Linked DNA regions of Mus musculus: region 1 is linked to region 2. A link is a loop called in an ENCODE intact Hi-C map of the cell type or tissue named here. Cell type or tissue: left cerebral cortex. All regions are shown on one strand. Each heading gives the region's core, and the rest is flanking DNA. Links, peaks and the distances in the headings are about the cores only.

Evidence for each region. Peaks named below come from ENCODE experiments on the same cell type or tissue, not always from the same donor. Only the 100,000 strongest peaks of a DNase experiment are listed, where the experiment ranks them.
Region 1: it touches region 2 in a loop (2.3-fold over the local background); 3 of 42 quality-filtered maps call a loop at or near these places.

The regions. Positions count from the first base shown.
Region 1 is chr10:94,679,220-94,689,345 of GRCm38, forward strand. Cep83os (centrosomal protein 83, opposite strand) reads right to left here and starts at 9,394. Exons shown (of 3, transcript NR_015524.1): 1 at 9,014-9,394. It overlaps Cep83 (centrosomal protein 83), which reads left to right and starts at 9,571. Exons shown (of 16, transcript NM_029852.2): 1 at 9,571-9,827. In left cerebral cortex, for the core only: no CTCF peak of the experiment used is centred there; DNase peaks (open chromatin) are centred at 5,222, 7,835, 8,258 and 8,712; H3K4me3 peaks cover 990 bases; H3K27ac peaks cover 1,011 bases.
Region 2 is chr10:94,619,831-94,629,956 of GRCm38, forward strand. Gm32898 (a long non-coding RNA gene) reads right to left here and starts at 3,874. Exons shown (of 5, transcript XR_001779842.1): 1 at 3,742-3,874; 2 at 3,086-3,356. In left cerebral cortex, for the core only: CTCF peaks have their summits at 3,946 (motif pointing right) and 4,149; DNase peaks (open chromatin) are centred at 2,040 and 3,943.

The DNA.
Region 1 (10,126 bases), core at 1,063-9,062, 60 kb after region 2:
AGGGAAGAGTGATACTGCAATCCCTACTCTCTGTTGGAAGAATTCCTCTATCTCAAATCACTCTGCTTTGCTCAAACACTCCAATATCCTCACTTCTTATTTAAAATTTAAACGTGTAAAAATGTCATTATGTTTCATGAGCTCCCTTTTCCATGAATTAGTAATGTGAACTTTGATTGATAATACCAAAGTCTCTAATTTTATAGCATTTCCCTCATTGATCTATCATAGTACACTAGCCCATTTATTATTGTTTGGGTACTCATTTTTTTCCTGCAGTTTGAATCTATTCCTTGTGGTTAATATAGTGCTATCCAGGACTGGAGAGATGGCTCAGCAGTTAAGAGCACTGACTGCTCTTCCAGAGGTCCTGAGTTCAATTCCCAGCATCACATGGTGGCTCACAACCACCTGTAATGGGATCTGATGCCCTCTTCTGGTGTGTCTGAAGACAGCTACAGTGTACTCATATACAATGTGTGTGTGTGTGTGTGTGTGTGTGTGTGTGTAATGTTGTCTACCTGAGATTGAGTCCCAGATGCTCTATGGATAAGAAAATTTACAGGTGTTTATATCCCTTTTGTAAAATGTAATTGTATATAATATATACTCTCTTGTATTCTTTAAAATTATAACTATATTATTTATTGTTATAATCTGGATCCTAAATGCTCTCCTGAAAGTTCGCTTGGCAAACAGTGTATTGTACCCTTGGGAGATAGTAGAGCCTTTACAAGATGGGGCCCAATGGGAAGTCTTTAGTGTCGGAGGTATGCCCTTAAAAGAGAGTAGTGGAACCCCAGCCCATCCCTTCCTAGTTCTCTTTCACTTCTCACCCATGAACTTGAGCAATTCTGGTTATCAACAACTTCCTAATGCTACAAATACTCAATACAGTTTCTCATGTTGTGGTGGCTTCCAACCATAAAATTATTTTTGTTGCTACTTCATAAGTCTAACTTTGCTACTTTTATAAATTTCTGTGTTTTTCTGATTATCTTAGGAGACCCCTATGAATGGGGTCATGACCCATTGGTTGAGAAACACTGAACTATGCATTCCTTGCCATTGTATGTTACCTCACTAGTGGCCCAAAAGCAACAGGCCAATTCATTATGCACCACAATACACCCCCCCCAATAGCACAATAAACTCTTGATCATTTCAAGTTTTTGTTATGACACACTTATGCCTACTATAATATAAATACTATGCAATTAAAGAACAACAAAAAATTTGGATATACTCAGTACAATTCATATATATGTAAAACACATATATTACATATATATTGCGCGTGCGCACGCACACACACACATACACACACACACACACACACACACACACGGTTTTAGATAGAGGATTTCTCAGTATAACTCTGAATGTCCTGGAACTTGGACTGCAGACCAGGCTGACCTTGAAGGGTCTCAAACTCCACCTGCTTCCCAGTGCTGGCATTAAAGGCATGTGCTACCATACCTGGCTATAGTTATTTTGCATGGCACACATGTGGAGGCTAGAGGACAACTTTGTGGGGTTTGTTCTCTCCTATCCCCTTTAGGTGGGTTCACTGGATCAGACTCAAGCTTGTGTGACAAACGCCTTTACTGGTGAAGCTGTCTTATCAGCCTTCTTCTCCCCTCTTGCTGGTCTCTTTCCTTCTCTCAAATAATTTCCTTTGTGTTTTCATCAGACTGTTCTTTCAAATGGATATTTTCTATCTCACAAAAGCCATGAATTTCTACCTATTGATCCTGGAGGCTGACTTGTGCTTCACTCCCCCTGAAAGTAGGAACACTAAGCAACTTCCTAAGTGCTGATCAGATTTCTGGGGTATCTTGATATCAGGAAGGGAGTTATCTTCCTAGTAGGCATTAGTATTTAAGTGAATGAGAAGGCATAATTTCTATCAATACTTTTTTTTCAATTTTTATTAGATATTTTCTTCATTTACTTTTCAAATGCTATCCCTAAAGTCCCCTATACCCTCCCCCTACCCTGCTCCCCTACCCACCCACTCCCACTTCTTGGCCCTGGTGTTCCCCTGTACTGGGGCATATAAAGTTTGCTAGACCAAGGGGCCTCTCTTCCCAATGATGGCCGACTAGGCCATCTTCTGCTACATATGCTGCTAGAGACATGAGCTCTGGGGGTACTGGTTAGTTCATATTGTTGTTCCACCTATAGGGTTGCAGACTCCTTCAGCTCCTTGGGTACTTTCTCTAGCTTCTGCATTAGGGGTCCTGTGTTCCATCCAATAGATGACTGTGAGTATCCACTTCTGTATTTGCCAGGCACTGGCATAGCCTCACAAGAGACAGCTATATCAGGATCCTTTCAGCAAAATCTTGCTGGCATATGCAATAGTGTCTGTGTTTGGTGGCTGATTATGGGATGGATCCCTGGGTGGGGCAGTCTCTGGATGGTCCATCCTTTTGACTCAGCTCCAAACTTTGTCTCTGTAACTCCTTCCATGGGTATTTTGTTCCTTATTCTAAGGAGGAATGAAGTATCCACACCTTGGTCTTCTTCTTGATTTTCTTGTGTTTTGCAATTTGGATCTTGGGTATTCTAAGTTTCTGGGCTAATATCCAGTTATCTGTGAGTGCATATCAAGTGACTTCTTTTGTGATTGGGTTACCTCACTCAGGATGATATCCTCCAGATACATCCATTTGCCTAAGAATTTCATAAATTCATTGTTTTTAATAGCTGAGTAGTACTCCATTGTGTAAATGTACCACATTTTCTGTATCCATTTCTCTGTTGAGGTACATCTGGGTTCTTTCCAGCTTCTGGCTATTATAAATAAGGCTGCTGTGAACATAGTAGAGCATGTGTCCTTATTACCAGTTGGAACATCTTCTGGGTATATGCCCAGGAGAGGTATTGCTGGATCTTCTGGTAGTACTATGTCCAATTTTCTGAGGAACCGCCAGACTGATTTCCAGAGTGGTTGTACCAGCTTGCAATCCTACCAACAATGGAGGAGTGTTCCTCTTTCTCCACATCCACGCCAGCATCTGCTGTCACCTGAATTTTTGATCTTAGCCATTCTGACTGGTGTGAGATGGAATCTCAGGGTTGTTTTGATTTGTCTATCAATACTTTTAAGTATATAAACTATTATGGTATAGTTAATATAGAATAAAATGTACATATCTTACCCAGTTTGTGAATTTCAACAACAGTATTATCTTAATTACTTGAGACAAAATATAGAACCTCTTAATCATTCAGAGCCTTTAGACTCTTTTTCTTACCATGCTGTTGTGTCTTAAAATCACCTTGAAATATATAAGACTTCTTTTTCTTGGATTCTGTACAAGTGGAACAAAATATCATGTACTTTGCTATGCCTAGCTTCTTCTGTTTATAAAATGATTTGCCCATGTTATTGGTTATATTGACAAGCATGTTCCTTTTATTGCTGACTTGTCTAGTGTGAGACTATATGTATTTTTATATTTTCATATTTTATCTGTGTTCCTCTGATAGTAATGTGGCGATTTTTTTGTTATGAATAAGGCTGTTCTAAACATGTAGTTTTCTTGCAAACTTGAATTTCACTTCAGTCAAGTAACTGAGATTAATGGATCACACATAGGTTAGATTGATGTTTAACTTTAAAGAAACTGCAAAACAGCTTTTAACGTATGTTACAGTAACCACCAGTGATGTGCGAGTCCCAGCTGCTTTATATAATAACTGACATTTGGGTTATACAGGATTGACTTTAGCTCCTCCATGTGTGGAATGGAACGGAATCCACTATAGTTTAAACTTGCATTTCTTGTCACTAAAGATTATTGAACATTCTTTATCAAGATACTCATAAAATTTATTACTTAATCATTTAAAGGCTTAGGTCATTTGTTCATTTTTTTGAGACAGAATTTCATATGGTCCAGGTCTTTTTTTTAAAAAAAATTAAACTTTTTATTCTTTGTGAATTTCACTTCATGCACCTCACCCACTCACCTCATTGTCCCTTTGTATACGGCCTCCACTCTTGCACCTTTCCAAAGGAAAAAAACAATAAAAACATATCATGGAAGCTGCAATTGTGTCAGTGTGTCAAGCAGTATATCCTTTGCGCACACCTTTGTTTGCAAATGATCATTCCAATGAGCCATGGGTCTAGCTTGAGGTTTGGCTTCTGCTACATTATAAGTGTTGGATCCTCACTGAGACTCCTCTCTGATACCCTGTTGTTACCCTGTGTCATGGAGATCCTGAAGCTGTGGATTTGCAGGACCAGACCCTTCCCACGCTGTAGCAGTTCATAGATAGGGTAGATGTTGGCGTGGGCCAGCTCAAAGCACTGGATCTGGGCCTTGGTAATAGCTGAATTGGTCAGCCCACCAGCTCTCCTGCATCTACCCCACCACAGTTAAGATCTCCAGCACTGCCCTGGCTATCTTGCTCTGAGTTGAAGCTGGGAAGGGGCATGGCCAGATCTCAGGCTCTCATTCACCCCCATGACACCAGGGCCAGCTCTATTGTGCTGCCAAGGAGAGGTGCAGGGCCAGCTCTCCCAAATGCTGTAGCCCTGTGAGGGATGGTGCAAGCTCACCCTCCAGTGATGGCAGACAGGAGTGGAGCCAGCTCAGCACAGTGCTCAGATATCAACCTGGCCTCAGATAGTGCAGACTAGGCCTTTGTTGTCTGAGCTGTATGGCCTTTGGTGGTAACAAGGGCCTCTGACATCAACTCAGACCCTAGCTTTGATAGGGCCACGGACCCAGACATGTCACTGGAAGCAACATGTCTGTCTCTGGTTCATCTTAAAACACTTGTAACTGCATTACGGTAGGTTCCCTATTTCCCTTATATCTAGTTTTCCCAGTACTATTCATTCTTTCTCCTATCATATCTCAGCCTCCTTACTGAAAATAAACTGATTATAAATATACATTTCTAAATTCTTCAATTATGTTTCATTTATCTACACAATCTATATTTATAACAGTACTGGTGTGTGTGTGTGTGTGTGTGCGCGCGCGCGTGTGCACATGAGCATCTCTCCCTGTGCTTGCCTGTGCCCACATGTGTAGAAAGCAGAGGTTTATGTTAGGTGTCTTCCTCTACCCATTTCCATCTTATTTTTTGAGAGGGCCTTTCACTAAATCTGAATCTGGCTGTTTTGTCTAGTCTGCTGCTCCGTGAGCCTCAGGATCTGCCTGAGAACCATGAGCGTTTGGACGACAGCTGTGAGCTGCTGTGCCGAGCGTTTGCATGGGTGGTGCAGAGCTGGATTCATGCCTCTGCAACAAAAGGCACTTTATTCACAGAGTAATCTCTCGGCGCAATCTTACTGTAGCTTTGGAACAAGTTCTGACACCAGGAGCTGAATTTTCTAATCTATAGCCTTTCTTTTTGGTTAATTACATTTACTGGGTCTCCTAGGTCCTCAGCATAAACATGGAAACATTTTTCTTTTCTTTTTTGAGACAGGATCTTGCTCTGGTCTTGAACTCAAAGGCTCAAGTAATCATTGTCACACCTTGCTTTCCTAAGTAGCTGAGACTACAGTGAGTGCTACCTTACCTGATATAGAAACTTTTGTCTTAATGCTATTCCTGATCTTAGCACAATCCGATTTCCTATTTTACCACAAAGTTTTCAAAAGATAACCAAACTCCTCGAGGGAGTTCCCTTCTGTTCTTAGCTTGCCGTGACTTAACCTTGGGTTTTGAATTTTGTTTTACTTTTTTTTTTTTTTTTTCTTTTTCTTGAGACAGGGTTTCTCTGTGTAGCCCTGGCTGTCCTGGAACTCACTCTGTAGCCCAGGCTGACCTTGAACTCAGAAATTCACCTGCCTCTGCCTCCCAAGTGCTGGGATTAAAGGCGTGTGCCACCATGCCCGGCCTTGGGTTTTGAATTTTGTAAAACACTCTTCTGCATCTATGGGGCTATGGCTTTCATTTTTGTTCCATAAATGTTATGAACTCTTGTCCTGTATTGCATTTCATCGTCTGTGGTCATGTTAATTTTCTATGTTGCAAACTTTGATTTGCCAATATTTAAGAATTTAAACATCTATGTTTATGAAGAATATTGGTCTGTGATTTTCTTATAAAACACTATTGGCATATTTTGGTACTAAGATTATGTTGAACTCATGAAACTGCTGTTTTTCTGAAACAGGGTAGCACCGGAACGCTTTACCTAAGGTATTGATGAAATTCATTAGTACAGCCGTATGTGCCTGGAGTTCCCTGTCAGTGTTTTGATCATAAATTCAATGTGTTCTGTACTGAGTTACTTGAATGTTTTATTCCTTCTGTGTCAGCTCCTGCTTTGCCTTCCACTGGGTCTCACACACAATGGCAAATGTGAGTTCTCCAGCCTCATGGCAGTTTCTGTTTCATTTTAGTTATTACTAGCATAAGTAACCCAAGTATCTCTTTAAATTCAACATAGTTCTATTAGCACTAGGACTAGAATAGTTTGTGAGTTTACAAATACATAAACAAATGATAGATAAGAAAAAGGAAATGTGTAATACATACCAGAAAGATATATGTACAGAAAGAGCAAAAATAATCCAGGGGTAGGGGGAATTACAAGATACGGTGAAAAATATCATGAAGAACATAGAGAATACAGGAGGGCATTCAAGAAAAAAAGTCAGAATCAAGATATGTGGTGAGTCAGTAGTCAGGTCTACAAGTTTGTAGAATTTATGGCAATACAACAACAAAAAATCCCAAGATCCCAAGGTTGCACACTGGTGTAGGCCGGCAGTCAGCTGCTTCTTTCCCTGGCACATCTTATAATTAAAAAACATAACATGATCTCACTTTCATAAAATAATAAATTCACAAATTAAAAAAAACTTAAACAAGGTTAAAACATCCAAAAGATAAAAAGCAGCTTCATATTCTTTTAGATTTTGTACTCATATTTGCCATCATATATGCATTCATATTCTGTACACTGTGATCTGTATTTTGCTTTTTCTTTTGGACAAATATGACCCAGATTCCATGGACATATGCAATCGAATGTTTTAATGGGTCAAGAGTATTCTATTGTATACACACACCATAATTGTCTTCTGTTCTAGTGCTATTATACATCATGAGTATGTAATAGAAACATGAGAGTCAACAATATCCTTAGGAATCCTTTTTTTTTTTCCTTTAAGTGCGACAGAGGACAATGCTTATATTAAGTCAGGTGTACAATTATCGCCCTCACACTAGTGGTCACAAAGGAATTGTATTTCCACAGTCCTGTTAATACTGGTCAGCAAAAGATCTGTTTGGAAGGTGGATACCTTTTCATTTGTTAATTGGGTATTTTTCTTGGAGAATGTCATATTTGGACAATTTTCTCTTTTTGTCAAAGTCTTACTTATATGCCCAAGATGACCTCAAACTCCTATCCCAGTGACTAGAGTGCTGGGATTACAAACACGTGCCACCTCTCTGTCAATTTTTATTATTTAGGTGTTGAAATTTATAAGTGATTTTTCTAAGAGCTGTATGTTGGGAATATTTTTCCTTTGCAAATGTTATGAATATATTTTTCTATGGTTCTTTTTTCAATTTTTGAGGATGCATTACAACTTTTGTTATTGTAGTTTATTTCATACTTGGATAAGGCCTTTCTAATCACAAGGTGTACTGGCTAGTTTTGTGTCAACTTGACACAGCTGGAGTTATCACAGAGAAAGGAGCTTCAGTTGGGGAAGTGCCTCCACAGAGATCCAGCTGTAAGGCATTTTCTCAATTAGTGATCAAGGGGTAGGTCCCCTTGTGGGTGGTGCCATTTCTGGGCTGGTACTCTTGGTTCTATCAGAGAGCAGGCTGAGCAAGCCAGTAAGGAACATCCCTCCATGGCCTCTGCATCAGCTCCTGCTTCCTGACCTGCTTGAGTTCCAGTCCTGGCTTCATTGGTGATGAACAGCAGGGTGGAAGTGTAAGCTGACTAAACCCTTTCCTCCCCAACTTGCTTCTTGGTCGTGATGTTTTGTCCAGGAATAGAAACCCTCACTAAGACAAATGGTTATTAATATATACACCTTGATTTTCTATTTAAAAATATTGCTATTTATACTAATCTGTGTCTTTATGTGAGTTGGTGCAGATGTTCTCAGAGGCCAAAGGCATCAGATCCTGAGAGCTGTAGTTACAGGCCAATTTGAGCAGCAGGACCTGGCTTCAGGGACCTTAATATGGGTCCTTTGGGAAAGCAGCAAGCACTTCTAAACACTGAGACATCTCACCACTGCGGATTTTCTCCTATTTTTAACGGTTTAAATGTTCATCTAGCATTTACTCTTCTCTGAGAAATAAAGTTTTTCTTCAGTTGTTAGTCATCTCTCCAGTCTTCTCCTCACTTTCCAGTGATTCTATTTTATTTAATTTATTTTATTTTTTTAACGGATATTTCCACTGGTTACAAATGATTTGATTTGATTTCAGGATCTGGGGAATCCGTAACGCCTAATTGAATTTACAGAACTAGGGATTAAGATAATCTATAAAAATGCTGCGGCACTTGATATAGGACTGTTCAGCAAATTGTTACTGTCAATGTCTCTCACACACACAGGACTTCTGCTTTCTCTATTCTGATCGTGAATGTGTCTCCCACATACCTCCTTTATATAACCTACCCATAATAGTATGCACCCTCATTTCTAGAAAAAATGGTGACAGCTCAGTTACCACTCTACCCAGAGCCCGGATCTAGTCATCTCCTGCATGTTCATGAGAGGTGAAGATAAGCTGTGCTTCATAATGCACTGTGGCGATCCAAGGCCACAGTATGGAGGCACTCAGCAAGCATGGGTATAGACGGGATGCATGTTTCTCCCATCGCCCACCCTGAAACGCGAAAAGCCTAATTTACCTTAGCTTTTAGGTCACAAATATTATCAAAGCTGTCACCAAGTGTCAATTTAGTTTGCAGCCTGGAGACCAGGAGCCCACCCTGTTATATTACCCCTAAGAGCAGGCGGGCCTACAGGATGGGCCTGGGGCAGGAAGGAGGTCCTGACCTGACTTCCCTGGTGGCAAGCTGGGGGCGACTCCGCACTCACAGGCTGACTGGGTGCCAGAGCCCGGAAAATCCGCCCAGCAGGCACGATGACAAGGCGGGCGGGAACAGAGGTGGCGGCGAAGAGCACCGTCCAAGCCCTCCGAGAAGGAAGTGTGACAAGGGCACAGAGTCCCTCAGCCCACCGGGAGTCGGGCGTGAGGTGACATCTGCCGTTCCCCGGGCTCGCGGGCTTCGGTGCGGCCCACAGGGACGTCCCAGAGTGGCATCCTCACTTTTTTTTTTCCCCCACAGCGGCAACAGCTACCCGCGTAACCGTCAGCCCGCTCCTCTCACCAACGGCTCGGACCTTGGGCGGCGCGCGGTGCTGATGACGTAGGACGGGGAGGCGGGACTTCCTGCCTCGCGCCTCGCCGGGGCTCGGGACGCGCGCGGTCCGCTCGGGAGTGGCGGACGGCGGGCTGAGGGGGCGGCGTGTCGGCCGAGGAGGGCGGGCCGCGGAGGAGGAGCCGGCCTTGCAGCCGCCGCCCTCTCAGCCCTCCGAGTTTCCCGGGCTACCTCAACCTTTCCCGAGGCGTGGGTGCCCTCGCGGACCGTCCGGCTCCTCGGTTCGCCTCCAGCCCCGCGGCGGCAGCGGCCGCTTGGACCGCTCCGGGCCCCACACCCCAGCCGGTGGGACCGTCCCGAGCCCTCGGCCCCAATGCCTGGGAGAGCAGAGCGGAGTGGGTGGCGGTGGTTGGAGCTGTGCCGGGGGCTCCCGGTGGCGAGCGCGGCTGCTGTGCTGGGGCGAGCAGCGGGGACCGTGTGTGAGTTTGGTAAGTCACCTCTCTTCTTTTTAGGCGTGCTGGGCGTCTGCTTGGAAGCCTGCGGCACTCCGCGCCCGCCCTTGGACCCGGGTTTTGTTTCCTGGTGAAGCAGTGTTAGCCGGTGTTAGGAAGGCAGGCCCTGAGATGAGTTCTGGATGCAAGGTTTTTCTTTTCTTTTTCTTTTTTAAAGCACGTGAAACTCCTTTCGGGGCTCTTTGGTGCACTGCGGCACGGTAGCCAGCGGAGTCATGGGGTTAGTGTAAAGCACCTCTAGGTTAATTGGTGGGGGAAAAGCCACGCTGTCATCA
Region 2 (10,126 bases), core at 713-8,712:
TGCTGGGGGATTGAACCTAGGACTTTCTGCATTGTAGTTAAACACTACCAAGTGGACCACATCTCCAGCTCTGCTGTACTTTTAAAATAATAACAACAGTGAGAGGCAAGCCAGCCTTACACCCAAGGGAATAAGCTGTATCCACAGGCAGGGATATTACTCTGTTGCATAAGAGTATGAGGAAGCTCTATGTAAACACATATACCATGATTTTCAAGATACTAAACATGAAGGATTCAAGAAGGTATAGAAGAAATAGAGTGTTTGCAGTGGCAAGTCAGCACACAGTACTTACAGAAAGACAGGAGGGAGATGGAGTTGTAGCTCAGTTGGTAAAGTGCATGCTTACTATGCACAAAGCCATGGGTTCAAGCCCCAGCACACCCAAAAAGAGCATGATGGTGCACACCTATAATCCCAGAATCTAGGAGGTGGGGGCAGGACAGCTAGAAGTTCAAAGACATCCTCTGCTTCATAGCAAGTTCCAGGCCAGCTTGGCCTTCGTGAGGCCCAATTAGAAGGGGCTGGGGGTGGGGAGCATTGTGTATATGGATATGAAGAGACATAACCTATGTCTACGAGTCAACCAGAATGGCATGGCAGCAGTTAACCTCCAGAGGGAGGTGAGGACGCTCTGGCACTTACCCACCCTGTGTAAAGAACCCAGTGTTTTAAGAGTGAAGAAAGCTAGCCGAGCAAAAGCGGCAGCAGGCAAGATGGGTGCATTTGGCTCTCTCTGCTCCTGACTGCGGATGTGACGTGACTAACTTCTTGAATCCCTGCGTCAACTTCTTCTCAGTGATGGGACTTGTAACCTCCGAGGGTGACAGGGAGCCACAGGAACTACTGTCCATTCAGTGGCTGCCAGCAGCAGGCACAGCAGGGCAGTGGGGATGCAGGAGATGAGGAGACAGACAAGAGTCTGCCTGCAGGGAGCCCGCAGTCGAGTCAGCAAGATGAGCAACAAACATATAAAGCACATGTACAGGCTTGTGATGGCCAGGCAGAGAGACAGATGTGAGGGAAGGAGATGAGGGAAAGGAAGGAAGAAAGGCAGGCAGGTGTTAAAAGAAAATGAAAATCAGGAGAGAGGGAGAGAGTAAATGAGGCCATGATCTTATTTTAGATAGAGAGGTAGGTCATCCATGCAGACTCCAGCCATGCAGATCTCTGGGGTAGAAGCTCCAGGGTACAAGATGTGCCGTGGGCACTTCTGAGAAGGAGTGGGCGAGGGGAGGGAAGGGCATTGGGATGGCTACTGAGCTATGTCCCCGTGTCAACCATTCTTCAGGAACCAGAACATGCTCCTCAGCCTTTCAGGAGTGTGGCCAGCCCCTCCTGGATTCCCTAGGAAGACCTGTTCTTTTTTTTTTTTTTTTTTTTTTTTTTTTTTTTTCCAACCTCAAGCGAGCGAGCGACCCAAATGGAATAGCACCAGCTTCGGAGCTGTGGAAGGTAAGAGAGTTGGCACATATACTTAACAGCCAGGGTATTTAACCACTTCTCTTTTGAAATAACCTTCCAAACCCAAAGTGACACATCTCAGTGTCCCCATCCTCCATAGCCCCCAGCAACGCCCCCTCCCCCCTCAGTTCTCCTAGAGCGCGTGTTATCTTAGCAGAATGCAAACACCTTTACTAAAACTGGCTCTCCCCGACCTGTGTGGTCCAGAAGCAGTCTTCTGTGATTGCCTTCCAAAAGATGGCTTGGCCCCATGGGACCAGAACTTCCCCCAGAGTGAGTAACTCTCTGTATGGTGCGTGCTATGCAAACTCTTCGGTCACCCTGGGTCCTGGCTCTTTAAGACAACAGAGCCCCCAGGGGAAGAGTGTTGAGTCTTTTGTAATTGGACAGTTGGCTGCATCCAGCGGCAATGTTTACTGAGTACATCAGAAGCCAGCCCAGGGACCCTCGTGTTTGCTCAGTATCCACACAGCAAATAGCAAGAGCCTCCCTTGAACGCATGGGTCAGAAAGGATTTTCCTCAAATCTAAGTGAACCTCCAGGGTGACGGCTCATTCAGAGCTGTGCTGGACAGGGTGTCCTAGAAGACGGGTGCCAGGCTTCCTTCAGCTGGGTCGACCATCAACTGGCTTTTCTTCTCATTTTTGTGTCCTGGTGACAGAGCCAAGCCTGGGAGACTGGAGGAGGACCCAGGCCAGTCTGGGATCTACTTGGAATGAGAGCCCAAAGGGCAGCTGGAGGGAGCAGCAGGGGGTGGGGCAAGGAGGAAGGCCCACTAGCTGTGCTGAAAAGGAGACCCACAGCTTTTATGCACATGATTAGTGATGAGCTGGTTGCCTGGCAACGGCAGCCCCTTTCCCCCTTCTATCCATACCCCTCAGGCTGCATGTAATGTTTGTGACATTTTTCTTTTCACCGCAGAGACAGGGAGTCTGCCCCCTTCATTAGCAGAAGATGGTACCACCCCGGGTACTCCCCCCCACACGCACACAACCGGCTTGTTAGAAATCCTCTCCCTAAAGCATTTAATTATTAATTGCACATTGGGCTGATTGCTGTATCTAGATAGCCCTGCGGATAGTTCACAAAAATAAAATGCTTGGAGCGAGACCTGGCACATGGGAAGTGCTATATGAAAATTAGCTGAGAAATTAATGTTCTTAGGAGTGATTCCCTAGGGCTGAGACCTCTTGGTCCAGGTTTGTTCTTTCCGCCGTTTCTCAGACTCTCCCAAAGCCAGAGGCAGAAGAGCCCTTCAAAGTGCCTTCCCACACAGCTGCCTTTGTTTACAGCTGGGGAAACTGAGTCCCAATAGACCACTCACAACACCAGAGTCAGATGGAATGCAGATCTTCAATCTTCACTATACTTCCTGTTCTCAAAAATTTAGTGTGCCTGAGAGTGGACCTGCAGTCCATCAAAAATGCAGATTTAAGATTCCTCAAACTGTCTTTTACTCTCTATTAGTTTCCTGGGACTATAATGACTTACCTCAGACTTTGCCAATTTATCACCCACCGGGTTGGAGATCCGAAGTCCTAAAGTGAATTTTAAAGACTGAAAACGAGGAACGAGGAGTCCAAGTCCTTCCCGAGGCTGGAGGGGAGAATGTGGCCTTTACCTTTAACAGCTTTGGGGCTGCTTATATTCCTTGACTTGTGGGAAAGTCACATGATCATAGGTCTGTGCCGGGCATCTGCGGGTTCATTTGTGTTGTCCCGGCTGTGCCTCCACAAACAGATTCCGGCCCAGGTGATTAAGGCAGAGCCCTGGGAACTGCATGTGAGCCCCCACTGAGAACAGAGGGTCTCCTAGACAGTTAGGAAGTCCTGCCCGCCATGCTCCTTCCTCTTCGTAGGGAAGGCTGGTCTTCCAGTCCTTGGTCCCACAGTCTGAAAGTGAGAGAAAAATAAAACCCACTGCTGAAGTGTATGGGGGGGGGCGGTGGTGGTGGAGGGGGCGCTCCTGTCTTGTAAATAGGAAACCAAGACTGATGGACCCCTACTTCCATATGCACCCCAGAAAACCCAGAGAGACCCACCCACACCAAGCTCTTTCCCTCTGGGAGATCTAAGCCTAGCAATCTGCCAAACACAATCAATCAATCAATCCAAACAAACAAACAAACACTATGCTCTTTTGAAGGTAGAGAAGTGAGATTCTCCGAGATCACCATGGTAGCCCAAACTATCCTCGAACTTCCCATCCTCCTGCCTCCGCCTCCCAAGTGCTAGGATTTCAGGCACAGGCCGCCACACCCGGCACTTTTAAACATACAGGAAGATGGATGTGCTAAATTAACTTCAAAAACATGGAGTAGTAACACTGGAGAATTCCCAGGAATTGTCTCTCGGAGCAGTGAAGGGAGCTGGGTATCTCAAAGGATGGGTGAGAGAGTGACGGGCCTGTTCCTGCTCAAGTCCCTAGAGGAAAATTGGAAAAACAAAGGAGCCCTCCCTCCGCTGCTGCGTGTGTGACCACTAGGGGGCGGAGTGTATCCAAGAATGGGAAGGCCACCTCTGCTTGCCTTTGGTTGTGAGGGCGATTTTTAAAAGGCCCCGGCTTACAGTGTGAAGGGTCATTGCCTTTAATACAACCTTAGTCAATAGGTTTCTAATTGGGCTATTAATCTGGAAGTAAGTGTGACATCGGAACCCCAGAGGGTGGGGTGAGAGGGATACAGCCGTGACAAATGAGTAGCCTGCGGAGCTGTTTTTAAGGGTCAGCTCTCTCAGAATCTTTGTTCTCCTTCAGTGTGAATTGACACCACTACCCCATCACCACCACCACCCAGCAACTTGGGACTTTGTCACAGAGCAGTAGGTTAAAAATAGCAACACATCAAATAATAATTCAGGAGTTTTCTGGTCTTTAGTCTCTGCAGCTAGAATGCAGCAAAAGTAAGCAAGAGATTTATTTTTATTTATTTGCAAATGAATTCAATGGCACTAACTAAGCTATGTGTGCCCTCAGATCTGCCAAGGTACAGAACCTGACTGAGGCAGGAGCACACGGCCATAGTTAGAACACATAGCACGCCGATTTCTTGCTTGGGAATTAACCTCAATAATGCGTAACTCAACCATCTGCAGGCAACATTTGGACCAATTTGAATTTAGCAGTGGCCTGTAGGCTCTTGGTGAGAGAGAATTATTAATGAGAATTTCTTAGACACACTAGGCACTGGGCTCTTTTCTTCTCTCTCTGTCTCTCTCTCTGTCTCTCTCTCTCTGTCTCTCTCTCTCTCTCCATCTTAGTTCCTGTTCCTGTCTTCCCATAGTCTTGAACAAGCCTATCCCAGTGAGAAAACTTGGACCCCAGAATCTGGTCTTTCACCTATTCTGACATGGTGGGCGTTTTAGAAAGCTCTCCATCTTCATTAGATCTGAAGATCTTAAGAAGAGACTTATGCTTCATAGTTCAATGGGGCCACAGAATCAAAGCCACTGTACTAGAGATGCCCGAGACATGTGCGCCCATGCAAAGGGATGAAGTAAAGGGTGCCATCTTAAGATCTAAAGGGACCTGGCATTTCAGAAGAAAAGGTTTTATAAGTTAGAAATTAAAAGATAAGAAGAAGAAGAAGAAGAAGAAGAAGAAGAAGAAGAAGAAGAGGAAGAGGAAGAGGAAGAGGAAGAGGAAGAGGAAGAGGAAGAGGAAGAGGAAGAGGAAGAGGAAGAGGAAGAGGAAGAAGAAGAAGAAGAAGAAGAAGAAGAAGAAGAAGAAGAAGAAGAAGAAGAAGAAGAAGAAGAAGACGACGACGACTGGAATTGTGCCCTGTTTGCTGAAGGTCCAGGGTACATGTTCCTACTTAGAGGGATGCATTTGAAGCCTACAGATCTGTCAGAGGACAGGCATGCACTGGGCATAAAGACACAAGTATCAATGACATATTGACATCGGCTGATGGGCAGCTGGAGAAGGAGCCCATGATTCCCAACAAATCAGGAGCCGACTGGGCACTGATGCCGGGGCCAGCCTTCGGGTAACGTGATCAGCTGTGTAAACCACAATCTATACCCAGGGGAGCAGAGAAGGAGATAGACAAGGTGAAAACGTTTCTTTACTGCCATGCCCCAAACCTTCTGAAACCTGGAGTTTATATAGTCTATGGGAGAGGAGAAGAGGAAGAAACCTTCAAATCCAGGATACGGCTTGAATTTAAAATTGAAGAGAAGCGAATCTCAATGAGAGAAATGATTCTGATAAGCAAAACAGTCAGACTGAAATATAGGTGGGAAGGGGCGGCTCCATGGCGTAATCAATAGATTAATCTGGAAGAAAGAACACACACACATTTCATGTTTATCTCCCCGGAGCTTTGACAATCTTCACTAATTCACTAACCCTGTTACTCCAAGGGAGATCAATAAATATCAAATATTCTGCTGGAGGTGAAAGACCGGAGCCTGCCTTCTTCACACAGCCTGGTTGGCTCTTCACGGGGCCATCACTGGCAAGCTAACTGAGCCTCAGCTCTGGGATACTTGAGCTTGGATACTTGAGGGGAGAGAAGAGGGTGCCCCTCCCCCTACCACAAGTGCGGCTGTAGCTTTCTGCTGCTCTCACAAATATTTGGGGGGGGGGGGGGAGATGGGATATTTATCGTCTTAAGTGTCTTCCCTCGGCTCAGAGCCCTCTGCCCCTGAGGAGTTAGGACTAATGCTTTCCTCTTCCCAACGTGCGTGCCCCCAGTTTAGACTTGGCTCAGCTCTCTCTAGCTTCACATTTCGCAGTAAGAACATGAATCGCAGACATAATGACCGCATTTCTTTGCCCCCCCCCCCCCGACTATAGATGAAGGCCATGTAAATCCTCAGAGATGACAGCGTATACTTGTAACCCACAACTTGGGAGACTGAGATAGGAGATCCACAGGTTCAAGACCAGCCGTGATTATCACTGTGTGATAAAGGTGATGTCACCAACGCATGGGCGCTTGGGTAACAGTATCTGGATAACCATCGAAGAGTATGTGGGAACACGGCCTTTAAAATCTCACCTTGGAGAGACATGGAACATGTGTCACCGCGGAACACAGCACCTTGGCAGCACCGAGGATCTTAGACTAAAGGGAGCTGAAAACAGAATACAGAAAGAAGGTCTTTCTGACGGGAGTACCTCCTGTTCCCTTCTCCTGCAGGATCCATAAGAACTGCAATTCTTCCTGCTCCTTCTCCCCTGAAGCAGACCCCCACTGCTCCTTGGTGAAGCAACATCATACAAGGTGGCCCAGGAGAATCTGAATAAAGAGGTCTTTCTGAGTCTGTTTCCTCTGCCCCCGAGTTGCATACCTTAGATCAGAGCCCTCTGTTCTCCCATCATGCTCTGCACAGCTGTCCACAGAAATACATAGATGTCCCCACTCCCTCATGTCTTCATTTCTAAAAGCTCACATATCATGCAAAAGCCTATGCTTAACATGTTAAATAAATTCGATTTTTTTTCTAATTTATTTCTATCATAGGGATCACTGCCATGCAGCAGTGATGGGTGAGGAAAAGACACTACGTTTTCTCCTTTACATGTCTCGTGGTGCACACCTTTGATTGGACACTTGGGAGGCAGAGACAGGTGGAAAGATATCTGTGAGCTTGAGGCTAACCTGGTCATCGAAGTGAGAGCAGGGCGGGCATGGTGCAGGAGAAGCTGAGAGTTCTACATCTTCATCTGAAGGCTGCTAGCAAAATACTGCCTTCCAGGCAGCTAAGGTCTTAAAGCCCATGCCCACAGTGACACACCTACTCCAACAAGACCACACATACTAGTAGTACCACTCCCTGGGCTGAGCGTATTAAAACCATCACGTATTTGTAGACAAAAATGAAAAGAACTGTAAAGGAAAGACTAGAGGATGTGATGACCCTGTGACTTGGGAGCTGTAGCTCTCCTGGGTTCTTCCTCCCTCCTCTACATAGTGAGTTCCAAATCTGCCAGGGCTACATAGTAAGACTCTGTCTCCAAAAAAAAAAGAGAGAAAGGAAGGAAGAGGGGAGGGGAGGAAGGGAAGAAGGAAGAAAATAAGGAGGAACTCATAGACCAAAGAATGGACACATAGAGACGTAAGTGAATGTTTATCAGATCTTAGAATTTGGGGGTGGGGTGGGAGTTTATTAGTATAAAAATAAAGAAATTAACAAATTATAAATTTCAACATATAAATGTTTTAAATGCATACCAAAAAAAAAAAAAAAAAAAAAAACAACCAAACAAACAAACCAAAACAAAAAATGATGCTAAATGTCATGGGCTGGGGAGGTGGCTGTAGCTGTTGCTGCACAGATGTGAGAAGCTGAGTCTGTAATCCCAGTGTTTCTGCCCTGGTGGGTAGAGACAGTAGAATCTCCAGACACTGGTGGGCCAGGTAGCCACAGCTGTCACAGCAGGGGTCAGAGGACAGCTTACTGGATGAGATTAAGGATGTCTAGCTTTACTTGCTCAGTCCTATCCCCAGCCCCTCCCCCGGCCGCCATTAGGCTTTTTGACTGTAACACTTTGTGTCCAAAGAGAATGGAATAGCATCTAGCAACTCAGGAAACACAACAAGCTGGGTAACTTTGTGGCATTAGTAAAGCGCTCCAGAGTGAAGATTCCTTCCGAAAGTCCACGAAAGAAAAGGAAAGGAGAGTGAAAACAGTGAAAACGACCAACCAAAGGCACTGGGTTAAGCTTTGCTTTCCCCCAGCATTTGTCAGCGTCTGGGTTCAGTCTCCAGCATCGGGTGAGATGTTGGTGAGGGCTGAGATCAGGTTCTCACACGCAGTTATGAGACTAGGAATAGGAGACAGCGTAGCATGGCTGTGAGTAATGAAAGCAAGCCAGCAAGCCAGAAAGACCGACTCCGACTTTAAAAAAAAAGTGTAAGAACACAACAACAAAAATCCAAAGGGAAGAAAATTATAATGTATTATTGGGATGAACAGAAATACTTTAAGAGAGTTATGCCAACCACGAAAGAACCACGTAAAGGAGAAAGAGAAAAATTCAGGAACATCACAACCCAAGATATAAACATGGACATAAAATTAACTTCAGCGGACCCAGTAAATAAATACAGTGGTAATGCATAATGAGAAATAAAAAGGGAAAATACGCGGAAGATTTTCAGAAGAAAGCAAGGCAGAAATAATACTTGAGACCGAATGATTATAAGCAAAGAAGACGCAATATATGGATAAGAGCTGTGCCCAAAGGAAATACCAAGCAAGACCACCAAAGGACTAGTGGATGCAAGAGCTTAAGGGTTTTTCTGAAGTAAAGTAAGTTTGAATGTACAGATTGAAAGAAGAGACTAGAGATGGTGAGACGGCTCAGCGGGTAAGAGCACTGACTGCTCTTTTGAAGGTCCCGAGTTCAAAAAGAAAGGAAGGAAGGAAGGAAGGAACGAACGAACGAACGAACGAACGAACGAACGAACTATTGAACCTCTTGAACCATGGTATTTACTATGTTGACACAACATAGTAAATTTTGGGGGCCTTAAGAAAAAAAGATAAAAATCATGTACTACACATCACATGACTTTCAGTGAAATGTAGATTTTAGTCATTTTTTTTAAATTGTATCATTTCATGTGGGATAAAAAATAGAGAAGGCCCATTAAGATACTCAATCTGTGACATTCAAGTATATGTTAAAAAAAATAACTTATTATTCTTCCAAAACTCCTGAGGAAATGTATCAGAGAATAAGCTTCAGATGCCAAGATCACTAGAATTGGTAGGAAGCAGTAAACAGATAACAACTATTTTGTCTTAGTTATGGTTTTACTGCTGTGAACAGACACCATGACCAAGGCAACTTTTACAAGGGACAACGTTTAACTGGGGCTGGCTTACAGAATCAGAGGTTCAGTCCATGATCATCAAGGTGGGAACATGGCAGCATCCAGGCAGGCATGATGCAGGAGGAGCTGAGAGTTCTACATCTTCATCTGAAGGCTATTGTAATACTGCCTTCCAGGCAGCTAGGGTGAGGGTCTTAAAGCCCACACCCACAGTGACACACCTACTCCAACAAGGCCACACCTACTAATAGTGCCAGTTCCTGGGCTGAGCGTATTCAAACCATCACGTATTTGTAGACAAAAATGAAAAGAACTGTAAAGGAGAAACCAGAGGATGTGATGACCCTGTGACTTGGCAGTGTGGCCATGTCACTGAGCTGTAGCTATCCTTTGTTCTTCCTCCCTCCTTGGTTTAAGCCAGGGTTCATTATGCAAAGAATAAGAAGACAACCCTTGCTCCAGAGAATGGGCTGATGGGCAGGCAGCAGTGGGAGAGAACTTAGGAGTCAACTCGAAAAGTCCCCAGTGGTCAAAAGTCAGAATTCTAATTTCAATAAGAACAATGGCTGCTGTGGATTTTAATGCTTCAGATATATTTATAGTAATCAATTCATCACACTATAAGACTAAATGGTCTCCTTTGGAGAATTACAGGGCATCAAGCCATTGGTTTGTAAAGCTGATAAAAGGAAGGAAATGAAAGCATGCCTGTGTAAACTGGAATGAAAGCTTTCCCTGGGTAAACGTTCAGTGGGTAGCTGTGAGTAGATGAGAGAATGTGTGTGCTCCATAGCAGAGATTCAATAAATAAGACAATAATTATACTATTACCATAGTGTAATTCAGATGGATTAATGGATATTTATTGCACATTGA